Linked DNA regions of Homo sapiens: region 2 is linked to region 1. A link is a loop called in an ENCODE intact Hi-C map of the cell type or tissue named here. Cell type or tissue: heart right ventricle. All regions are shown on one strand.

Region 1 (5,000 bases):
TGGTTTATAGTAATATTTTATACAATATTGGACTTTTACAGGAAACTATTTGTAATCATAGTGAATTTCATTTAATAACCTAATAACTTGATTGTTTGGTACTCATGTAGAAATTGTAGGTCTTACATGATTTGGGGCTGTTGGAATCCAAGATTTTCTTCCCAATTGTTATAAGCTTTCTCCAATAGTTACTTTAAATTTGCCCATTATTGCTTTCTCTTCTCACTGTTTTCCTTTAACCTGATACTTGCTGACAATTCACCAGAGAGGTGAGCCCCTTGCATACTTCTAGACTTCCTGTACATGTTTTATCAGAGCAATAATGATGACTGTTCACCCTCATTACGGGTAAAATAAGTTAAGACAGGCTCAGGCCTAGGTTAATATGCTTCTAACTTTGACTCTAAATGAAACCTGTGTTTAGGAAGAGGGTAGCTGAGGAATCACATGTCCATAGGGGCCAGGCAGGTAACCTAAATGTATGAAGAGAGCTGGCTGTAAGAAAAGCAACAGGTGAGAAGCCCTACCATCAAAGTGGAAGCTTGGAACTGAGTCATCTGCTGGGCTATTTTAGAGACCCCCTGCTCAGAGGCCTGCTGGTCTTGGAGTGTGGCAGGCCTGATTCCACAGGTGGAGGCCACAGCCCTACTGGGTCCTGTGAGAAACAGAGCTTGGAGAGCCAGGGGAGTCCCTCTCCTGGTTCATCATCCTTAGCAGGACTCCCTGGCTCGCTCAAGCTCCATCTGATGCTCAGCCTTGGATTAGAAGGGCCCTTGCTGCCTCCTTTTCATGGGAGTTGAGAACCTCCTGAAGCCCATGCAGGACTTTGGGCTCAGGTCAGCTTGGGACTCAGGCTTATTTTTCTGGAAATGTAGCAGACTCTAAAATGCTGGCTTCCAGAGATCAAGGACTTGTATATTACTGTATTCAGGACTGAGCCAGCTGGCAAGCTGTAGTGGTTACTAAAATATCAAAATGCACCAAGTGACTCAAGGGTTAACACCTGACACAGGAGCAAAGGGCCTCCAGCACAGGCCCAGCAATATCTCCAAAGTCCTCCTGAAACCCTGAAAAACAAAACTGGTGAGTTAGGGTGAAAGCCTTCCTGTTACATGTGTTGAAAATCACCCCTGATTGTTCTTCAAATGTAACTCAGTGCCTGGCACCTTCTATAAATGAATGAACACATGAATGAATGAATGCATTAATGAATGAATGAATGAATGAATGTAGGGCTGGAGGGCAACAGCTGTTCAATACGTGTGTGTTGCATGAATGAGTCTTCATCTGCTGTTTTCTGAAAATGCAGGCATTCCTTACACACAGCAGAGCTCTCTGAATCCATCTTAAATAGCATTTTACACTGGTTTGAGAACTCAAGGTCACCCTCTTACTTGTACCTGGGCTTTTATATAATACGCTTTAATCACCTGCCTGGCAGCTGTCAGGAAAGCTTTCTGTTGTAACATATCCAGGGAAAAAGTCATATTTTGCTTTACATACTTAAGTGAAAAATTGGTCCCTGGCTGAACATAATGGAAGTCATTCGTTCTGGAAAAAGCAATTCAGAAAAAGATATCCCCTAAAAATCTAGCACAGTCCACTCAGAACTCCATCCTCTGATGGGCTGGGGAAGATCCTTAGACTTATGAGCTATTTTGAGGGGGGTAGGGGGTACTTTAATTTCCCATAAGGGCAAGTGTCTAGGAAATCTGTCTACTAACTGTAACTGTTTGCTCCTGAAATGTGTGATTGGCCCCATCTGAGAGGTGACGGATGCTCCTTTTAGTGCCTGGCAGTCCCCATTACAGCGAGTGTGGAAGTGACTTCTGTGATCCCTAGCCAATGTGAAGCCTTTCAGTCAGGAAGAAGAGTGGAGAGAAACTTCTTACATTTCAAAGTTTGCCCTTGAGAAGGCCTTTTCCCTCACGCCCCTCTTCCCAAAACCAGGGAATCTGATAACATTTTTCTATAATTTTTTTTTTGTCACCTATCTATGTAACCAGAGGCAGAAAGGAACGACTTGGTTTAAAACACAAGGCCGAGGCATAAGGTGGCGTGAGTCCCCAAAGCTGCTCCCTGGTTTCATCTAGGCCCTCTTCTTTCAGATTTAGTGATGGAATTCTCCCTGTTAGAGCCGTGGTTTTCATAACCCTAAAACCAGAGCTGTGCGGCCTCAGGGTGGGCAGCCGAGATTCCTGTGGCAGCTTCTTCTGAGCCCTGGGGGGTGGGAGGACAGACGGCAAGCGGGGTGGAAAGGGACAACTCCAGCCCTCACTAGTTACTTGGGGGTGGAGTGAGGATACATTTCTTGTGTCCCTTATGGTTGAGTTTCTCAAAGCTCATCTCTGGCTGAAACCAGGGAGCCGAACCAAACCCCTGCCTCGTGGGAAGCAATGATGTAGCCACTTTCAGCTTTTGTTCAAATGCTCCTGAAAGGGAGCCGCCCTATCACACACGGAACTTCAGGAAAGCTCATGCCCTCCCCAGAAATGACAAATGGAAAAGACAGAACAGTCTCCGGCCAGGCCAGGATACAGTCTCTGGAAAGAGATTGTTTTTGTCTCCATTGCCATAGAAAACACATCCTTTTAACTTAATAAGTAGGGAAACAGCATAATCACACGCGCTGGAGGTTACCAAGGTGAACAGAATCCAAGATTAAAATCTGCCAGTCCAGGGGTGCATGGAAGCATGGGAGGCCCAAAGAGGAAATCTAGTTTGCTGTTGGTAAATTTTTTTGGATGCTGTTTATGTTTGAACTTTTCTCTGTTTTCCTGTAGAAACTTCCGTACCCTCTTCCTGTGTCCCTACAAAAGCCTGGACAATGCAGTCCCAGCCCTGCTGCAGAACATGGGCAGGCCCCACCTTCCTCCTTCCTGCAGGGATATCCTTTCCTATAGAAGAGGTAAGAATGTAAGGTTCATGTGAAAATGTGATTATATTCCTTATCTCAGTCATTTCATGATTTGCTGTTTGGCGACAATAAGTCAGCCTGGCCACATTCACAATAGAGGTGGCCCCGGTTCCTAGTTTTGGCTCGTGCTGTTTTCTCAGCTGAAGAGGGCAACCGGCTGTTAAAAACGCTGCCTGTTTTCCAGGATCTTATCAGGAGTTCATGTCTAAGGCCAGAAAGAGAAGGGAGGGCTCCATTTTTTTTCCTCTCTCCTCATTGTTTCCAACTGAATTGGCAGGAAATAGGAGTCCTCCACCTGTCCCTCTCGGGAGCAAAATTGATTCGATTCCATTTTTCAGATGTATCCGCTACCACCAGAAATTGGGGACATTTCCGCTCACCCCAAAATGAATGCGTTCCTGGATTGACACAAATGACATCTTTCAGAATTGCAAATTAATCACATTTAAATGGGGATGTTTGGGACGGGGGATTGGTGTCAATTGCCCCACAGAATCTCAGGTTTGCTTTCTCTTCTCATTCACCCTTTTGTGAAGTGCCTTTTAGGGCTGTGGGGCTTGACTGACTCCAACAAGTTTGTGTGAATGTGGTGTGTGTGTGTGTGTGTAGTGTGTGTGAATGTGGTGTGTGTGTGTGTGAATGTGGTGTGTGTGTGTTTAGTGTGTGTGAATGCGGTGCATGTGTGTAGTGTGTGTGGATGTGCTGTGTGTGTGTAGTGTGTGTGAATGTGGTGTGTGTGTGTAGTGTGTGTGAATGTGGTGTGTGTGTGTAGTGTGTGTGAATGCGGTGTGTGTAGTGTGTGTGAATGTGGTGTGTGTGTAGTGTGTGTGAATGTGGTGTGTGTGTGTGTAGTGTGTGTGAATGTGGTGTGTGTGTGAATGTGGTGTGTGTGTGTGGTGTGTGTGAATGCGGTGTGTGTGTGTAGTGTGTGTGAATGTGGTGTGTGTGTGTGTGTGTGTAGTGTGTGTGAATGTGGTGTGTGTTTGTGTGTAGTGTGTGTAGTTTGCATGTACCATCAATGGCGTGGACACTCAGAGAACTGAAATCCTTCGCTCAGGGTCTCACATAAATCAAAACAGTTCCCTTTCACAGCTGCCTTAGAGCATATGTTTCAGGCAGGGTAATACAGGATCCAGACAGAAGCTAAGTCCATTTCTCAAGACTCATAGTGGGCTTGTGGTTGACCTAGTATTTTCCACTTAACCCAGTTCAGCCAATTCAGCCAATTTGAACAAAAATCAGGGTCTGTCTAGATGCTTTATTTCATCTAAAAACAACCCCAGATGATTCTATTTTGAGGGGATCAATCATTTTACTACCTAGAGAAAAAGCTTAAACATAGGAATTACATAAACCACAGTATTCCATAAACAGAAGGACCTTCCTACTCAATGTCAACACTTCGTGTTGGAGCTTAGACTCAGAAACTGGGCAGTTGCTAGATGGAGCCCTGAAACAATCCATTTCCAACTACCCTCAAGAGCACAAGAAGCAGAAACAGCATTTTGATTCCACCCTAGTGGGGTCCTGGTTTTCCCAGGTCACATTATCCTCAATCCAGGGTCCTGACTAAGACCAAAGAGGTCATGCTCCTGCCCCATCTTGTTTAGGAACTCCAGCTCCTCACACCCACTGCAACCATGGTGGCTGCCTGTGGTTCTTGTGTTGTGTGAGGATATTTGCAGGCAGGACAAAATGTTCCAGACTCCTTCCTCCCTGTGGGTCCTAGGGGACCCATGAGGTATCTGTGCTCCCAGAGCTCCCTGCTTCTTGACCCCCTGGGCTGTATTTGATGGGAGCCACCCGCCTCTGCCCCACTCATGCTCATCCTTGGGTACCCAACTGATGTTCTAAATATGGATGTCAATAGACGGGCCAAAAGCCACGTAGATAGAAAGAGTGTTTCCACGCAAGTGAGACAACCAACTTAAAATCAGCCTCTCAGAAATGAGATCTGTGGGAGAAAAATATTTTAACCTCCTTGTATTGTATGAACCAATGCTTTCCTTCAACCCCAATGTTTCCTTTCTCTCCTTGGTGCTTGCCCAGGTCCCTGTGCCCTTTGAAGCAGTTGGGCTCTTCT
Region 2 (5,000 bases), 87 kb after region 1:
ACTGAAAGCCATAGGAGAATCTTTCCTGCCTCTTCCTAACTTTTGTTGCTTTTTCTTGTCTTGCAACTATGTAACTCCAGTCTCTGTCTTTGTCATGACATGGCATTCTCCCTACATGTCTGCATCTTCACAAGTCTGTCGGTTTTTTTGTTTGTTTGTTTGTTTGTTTGTTTTCCTGAGATGGAGTTTCGTTCTTGTTGCCCAGGCTGGAGTGCAGTGGCGCGATCTTGGCTCACTGCAGACTCCACCTCCCGGGTTCAAGCGATTCTCCTGCCTCAGCCTCCTGAGTAGCTAAGATTACAGGTGCACACCACCACGCCCAGCTAATTTTTGTATTTTTAGTAGAGACAGGGTTTCACCATGTTGGTCAGGCAGGTCTCGAACTCTTGACCTCAGGTGATCCACCTGCCTCGGCCTCCCAAAGTGCTGGGATTACAGGTGTGAGCCACTGTGCCCAGCAAGGCTGTCTTCTTATAAAGACACTGGTCATATTGGGCTAGGTGCTCACTCTTCTGCTGTATGACCTCATCTGAACTAATTACATTTGCAATGGCCCTACTTCCAACTATGGTTATGTTCTGAGGTACCAGGGGTTAGGATTTTAACATCTTTTTTGGAGGCTGGGGGAATAACTTGACCCATAACATTGCTCTTATGGAGCTTATAGTCTAGAAAGGAGGCATACATTAAATGCATCATCACACAATTAAAGATGAAAATGTCATTAGTAGTTAAGTGCTCCAACAGTAACAAGAACAACAAGAAATCGTAACAGGTGGACTGGACGTGGTGGCTCGTGTTTGTAATCCCAGCACTTTGGGAGGCCGAGGCAGGTGGATCTCCTGAGCTTGGGAATTCGAGACCAACCTAGGCAATATGGCGATATCCTGAGTCTACAGAAAATACAGAAATTAGCTGGGCATGGTGGAGTGCGTCTGTAGTCCATGCTACTGAGGCTGAGATGAGAGAATCACTTGAGCCCAGGAGGCTGAGGCTGCAGTGAGTCAAGATCGTGCCACTGCTCTCCAGTCTGGGTGACATAGTGAGACTCTATCTCAAAAAAAAAAAAAAAAAAGAAAAGAAAAAAAAGGAAGGCTGGGCGTGGTGGCTCAGGCCTGTAATTCCAACACTTTAGGAATCCAAGGTGGGTGGATCATGAGGTCAGGAGTTTGAGACCACCCTGACCAACATGGTGAAACCTCGTCTCTACTAAAAATACAAAAATTAGCCGGGCGTGGTGGTGCGTGCCTGTAATCCCAGCTACTCAGGAGGCTGAGGCAGGAGAATCTCTTGAACCCGGGAGGCAGAGGTTGCAGTGAGCTGAGTTTGTACCACTACACTCCAGCCTAGGTGACAGAGCGAGACTCCATCTAAAAAAAAAAATCGTAACAGGAGAAGCTAAGCCATGGTTGAAGGGGGTGGTCAGGAAAAGTTTCTCTGAGGAAGGAACATTTAAGCTGAAGCCTGGAGTGTTCCTCGGGGGGAGAGCAACACCGAAGGGGGCCCCAGGCTGAGGAGAAATTTGACAGAGGTATATTAATACATAAGAGACCCTCCAAAAAGGTTCTCAGAAAAGCTGAGAAGAAATAGAGTCTCTCTCTGTCACTTTGGTAATCTTAATGGTCCCAAACAGTTGTGTGCAAGAGGAAAATTCAGTTACTGAGTCTACCAAAGAAGGAAGGCCTGTCTTATTATTAGGTTCTCCTACTACATAAGTGGTTGTTTTGTTTAGTCTTTTTAAGGACCATGTTGAATGAGCCAAATTACATTTATATTCTTATTCCTTTGGGATCTGGACAAGTCTGCCAGATTTCTGGATTAGCAAAAATTGATTCGAGTGTATGATTTCAGTTAGCGGCTGCTGGGATCACTGTGAGTTTTCAGCATGACATTGTTTAGTAAGCAAACCTCTGAAAGTATGCTTTTATATCTATCAGTCCCCTCCCCAAAAAGCCTCCAAAACCCAGCTATTCTAAAGGGAGTTAAGACTTCCTAAAGCAGTAGACAAAGAACTGAGTGTCAGCTCCTTGGTTGAGTTCAAATTGCCTCCGACAGCAACTGGGCTACAGTATGTGGCACACATTTTCAGAGCCAGACGGGGAGAGGGGGTGGGTTGGTTCCCCCTGGAAAGGCTGTGCTGTGGCTGGGTGGGGTGGGAAGTTAGCCTCCCTTTTCAGGGACAATGTGTCCCACCCTATGCCGGATAGTGGCACATCACAGCTCAGCCTCCCAATTTCACCCACTGGCCTCCGTTTCCCATGTCATCTGAGGTCAGAGAGGTCCAAGCCAACAGAGGTGACTCCGCAGCCTTGCAGGAAGCTGAAGCTGTGAGAAGAAGGATATGCTGCTCCATGCACACCCCCGAGGAGCTGTCCACGGACGGGCCAGGGCTGCTTCCGGGCCAGCGTCCAGGTCTGCTGCTGAGGGCCAGGTGGTGTTGGAGTTGGCCGACTCTCCCTCCTCCATCACATTTTCCAGGAAGGGGTGGCTAGGGACCGGTGGTAGGTGGGGATATTGTCAGCAATGAATGTTGGTGTTTTTGACCAAGAGCCAAAGTATTGTGTGTTTCGGGGGTCTGGCAGACTGCCTCCGCCCAGGGAGACATGCATAACGAGCCTGCCGTCCCAGCCTATAGCACAGTTGTTTGAACTTCGCAGGGTAGGATGGGTGTGGGTGTGTGGTTCTCACCATGAGGATCAAGCCCCCCCTCTTTTTTTTTCCCCCCAACTCCTTTACATCTTTAAGTAAATGAAGCAAAGGAACTGACTGGTGGACTTGAGGAGTGGAAAGGGGCTGTTTATTACCATTCTTGCCAGTCATTTCCCAGGGTTAGAAGTCAACAGAGAGTTCTTTTCTTCCTTTCGTCCAGTATTTGAGTTTAAGTCTTAACAGAGGCAAGTGGGCATTAATAATAGTTGTCCAGGCCAGGCGCAGTGGCTTACACCTGTAATGCCAATGCTTTGGGAGGCTGAGGCAGGAGGATCACTTGAGCCCAAGAGTTCAAGATCAGCCTGGACAACATAGCAAGACCCTATCTCTCCAAAAAATTTAAAAATCATGCAGGTGTGGTGGCACGAGTCTGTAGTACCAGCTACTCAGGAGGCTGAGGTGGGAGGATCGCTTGAGCCCAAGAAGTTGAGGCTGCAATGAGCCATCATGTCACCACTGCACTCCAGCCTGGGTGACAGAACAAGACACTGTCTCTAATAATAATAATAATAATAATAATTTAAAAGTCCAGTTTGGCACCATGGGCATATAATCTGGCCTTGTTGGGTTCCCGTTTATAAAAGATCTCCCTGCTGTGGGCTGACTCCTTCCTCACATAGCCCTCCTTGGCCTGAGAAAACCCAGGAGAACAAAGGTGGGAGGAAATGTCAAAATCCAGAAGGGCCAACTTCTGAGCAACTCCGGGAAGTTTTCTCCCAGAACCAGGTCCTGCCCGCAGAGAGCTCTTCCTAAGGAACCGGGTTGCTGAGGAGTGGGTGGAGCTCAGCACCTTTCACACTCCATTGGATCACAGCCTGTTTCCATTAGGAAGGTTGGATGCTGCAGCCCGTTTCCCACCTGGTGTAAATTGCAGGGGCTACCGCTGCCACCAGCAGGGTATCAGCAAATAAAACCAGGCCTGAGGCCATTTGTTACAAACTTGAGGCTTGTGGTATTTGAAGCTGCACAGTCATTTGGGAAACTGAGTATTCCACAGAGGAAAAGGCTGGTGGGGCGGTGCATGTCCCAGAGGACACAAAGTGTTCTCCAAACCCACAAAGTCTGAAAATCCATCAGTAGAAATTTCTAAAATTTCAGAGATGCCAGATTTGGCTAATCAAAATTCAGGGTGTTCCATTAAGTTTGAATTTAAAATAAAGGAGGAACACTTTTTTTTTTAAGGATAACTATGTCCCAAACATTGCATTGGAGGACATACTTATGCTTACAAAGTATTTGTTCTTCCTTGTATGATGTTGGTGAGAATGTAAATTAGTATAGCCACTATGGAAATGAGTATGGAGGTGTCTCAAAAAATTAAAAATGGAACTGGCATATTGCTATGGTTTGAATATGTCCCCTCCAAAATTCATGTTGAAACTTCATCCCCATGGTGGTGATATCAAGAGGTGGGACCATTTGGGGAGTGATTAAGTCATGAGGGCCCCACCTTCATGGATGAGATTCAGGCCATTATAAAAGGGCTTGAGGGGGAGGCTTTACTCTCATCTTCCTTCTGCCACAAGGACACAGCAACAAGACGTGATTGTGGAAGCAGAGAGCAGTCCTCATCAGATACCAAATGCTGGAGCCTTGATCTTGGACTTCTGAGCTTCTTCAACTGTGAGAAAATACATTTCTGGCCAGGAGCGGTGGCTCACGCCTGTAATCCCAGCACCTTGGGAGTCTGAGGCAGGTGGATCACGAGGTCAGGAGATCGAGACCATTCTGGCTAACACAGTGAAACCCCGTCTCCACTAAAAAAAAAAAAAAAAAAAAAAAAAAAAAATTAGCTGGGCGTGGTGGCGGGCGCCTGTAGTCCTAGCTACTCAGGAGGCTGAGGCAGGAGAATGGCATGAACCCGGGACGTGGAGCTTGCAGTGAGCAGAGATTGCACCACTGCACTCCAGCCTGGGCGACTGAGCGAGACTCCATCTCAAAAAAAAAAAAAAAAGAAAAAGAAAGAAAAGAAAGAGAAAATACATTTCTGTTCTTAATCAATTACCCAGTGTCAGGTATTTTGTGGTAGCAGGACAAATGGATGAAGGCACGTGCAATCCAGCTACCCACTACTGATTGTATATCCAAAGGAAATGAAGTCAGTATGTCAAAGAGATATCTGTGTCTCATGTTCATTGCAGCATTATTCACAGTAACCAAGATATGGAATTAAAGTAAGTGTCCATCATGGATGTATGGATAAAGAAAATGTATATATACAATGGAATACTATTCAGCCTTAAAATAAAAAGAGGAAAATTATGTCACTTGTGACAACACGAATGAACCTG

The links. Hi-C counts contacts between places; a loop is a spot of excess contacts. Peaks named below come from ENCODE experiments on the same cell type or tissue, not always from the same donor. Only the 100,000 strongest peaks of a DNase experiment are listed, where the experiment ranks them.
Region 2: it touches region 1 in a loop (6-fold over the local background); 5 of 110 quality-filtered maps call a loop at or near these places.

What each region holds. Positions count from the first base shown.
Region 1 is chr12:96,163,215-96,168,214 of GRCh38, reverse strand. LINC02452 (long intergenic non-protein coding RNA 2452) reads left to right here. Exons shown (of 3, transcript XR_945239.3): 2 at 2,784-2,908; 3 at 4,967-5,000. Among named protein-coding and RNA genes, the nearest start is that of LINC02452, 6.8 kb to the left of the region's middle. RefSeq lists a silencer at 1,630-1,924. In heart right ventricle, no CTCF peak of the experiment used is centred here; DNase peaks (open chromatin) are centred at 2,499, 2,634 and 2,924; H3K27ac peaks cover 4,764 bases.
Region 2 is chr12:96,075,812-96,080,811 of GRCh38, reverse strand. No RefSeq gene overlaps it. Among named protein-coding and RNA genes, the nearest start is that of TRD-GTC2-8, 42 kb to the right of the region's middle. In heart right ventricle, no CTCF peak of the experiment used is centred here; a DNase peak (open chromatin) is centred at 2,351; H3K27ac peaks cover 4,030 bases; H3K27me3 peaks cover 579 bases.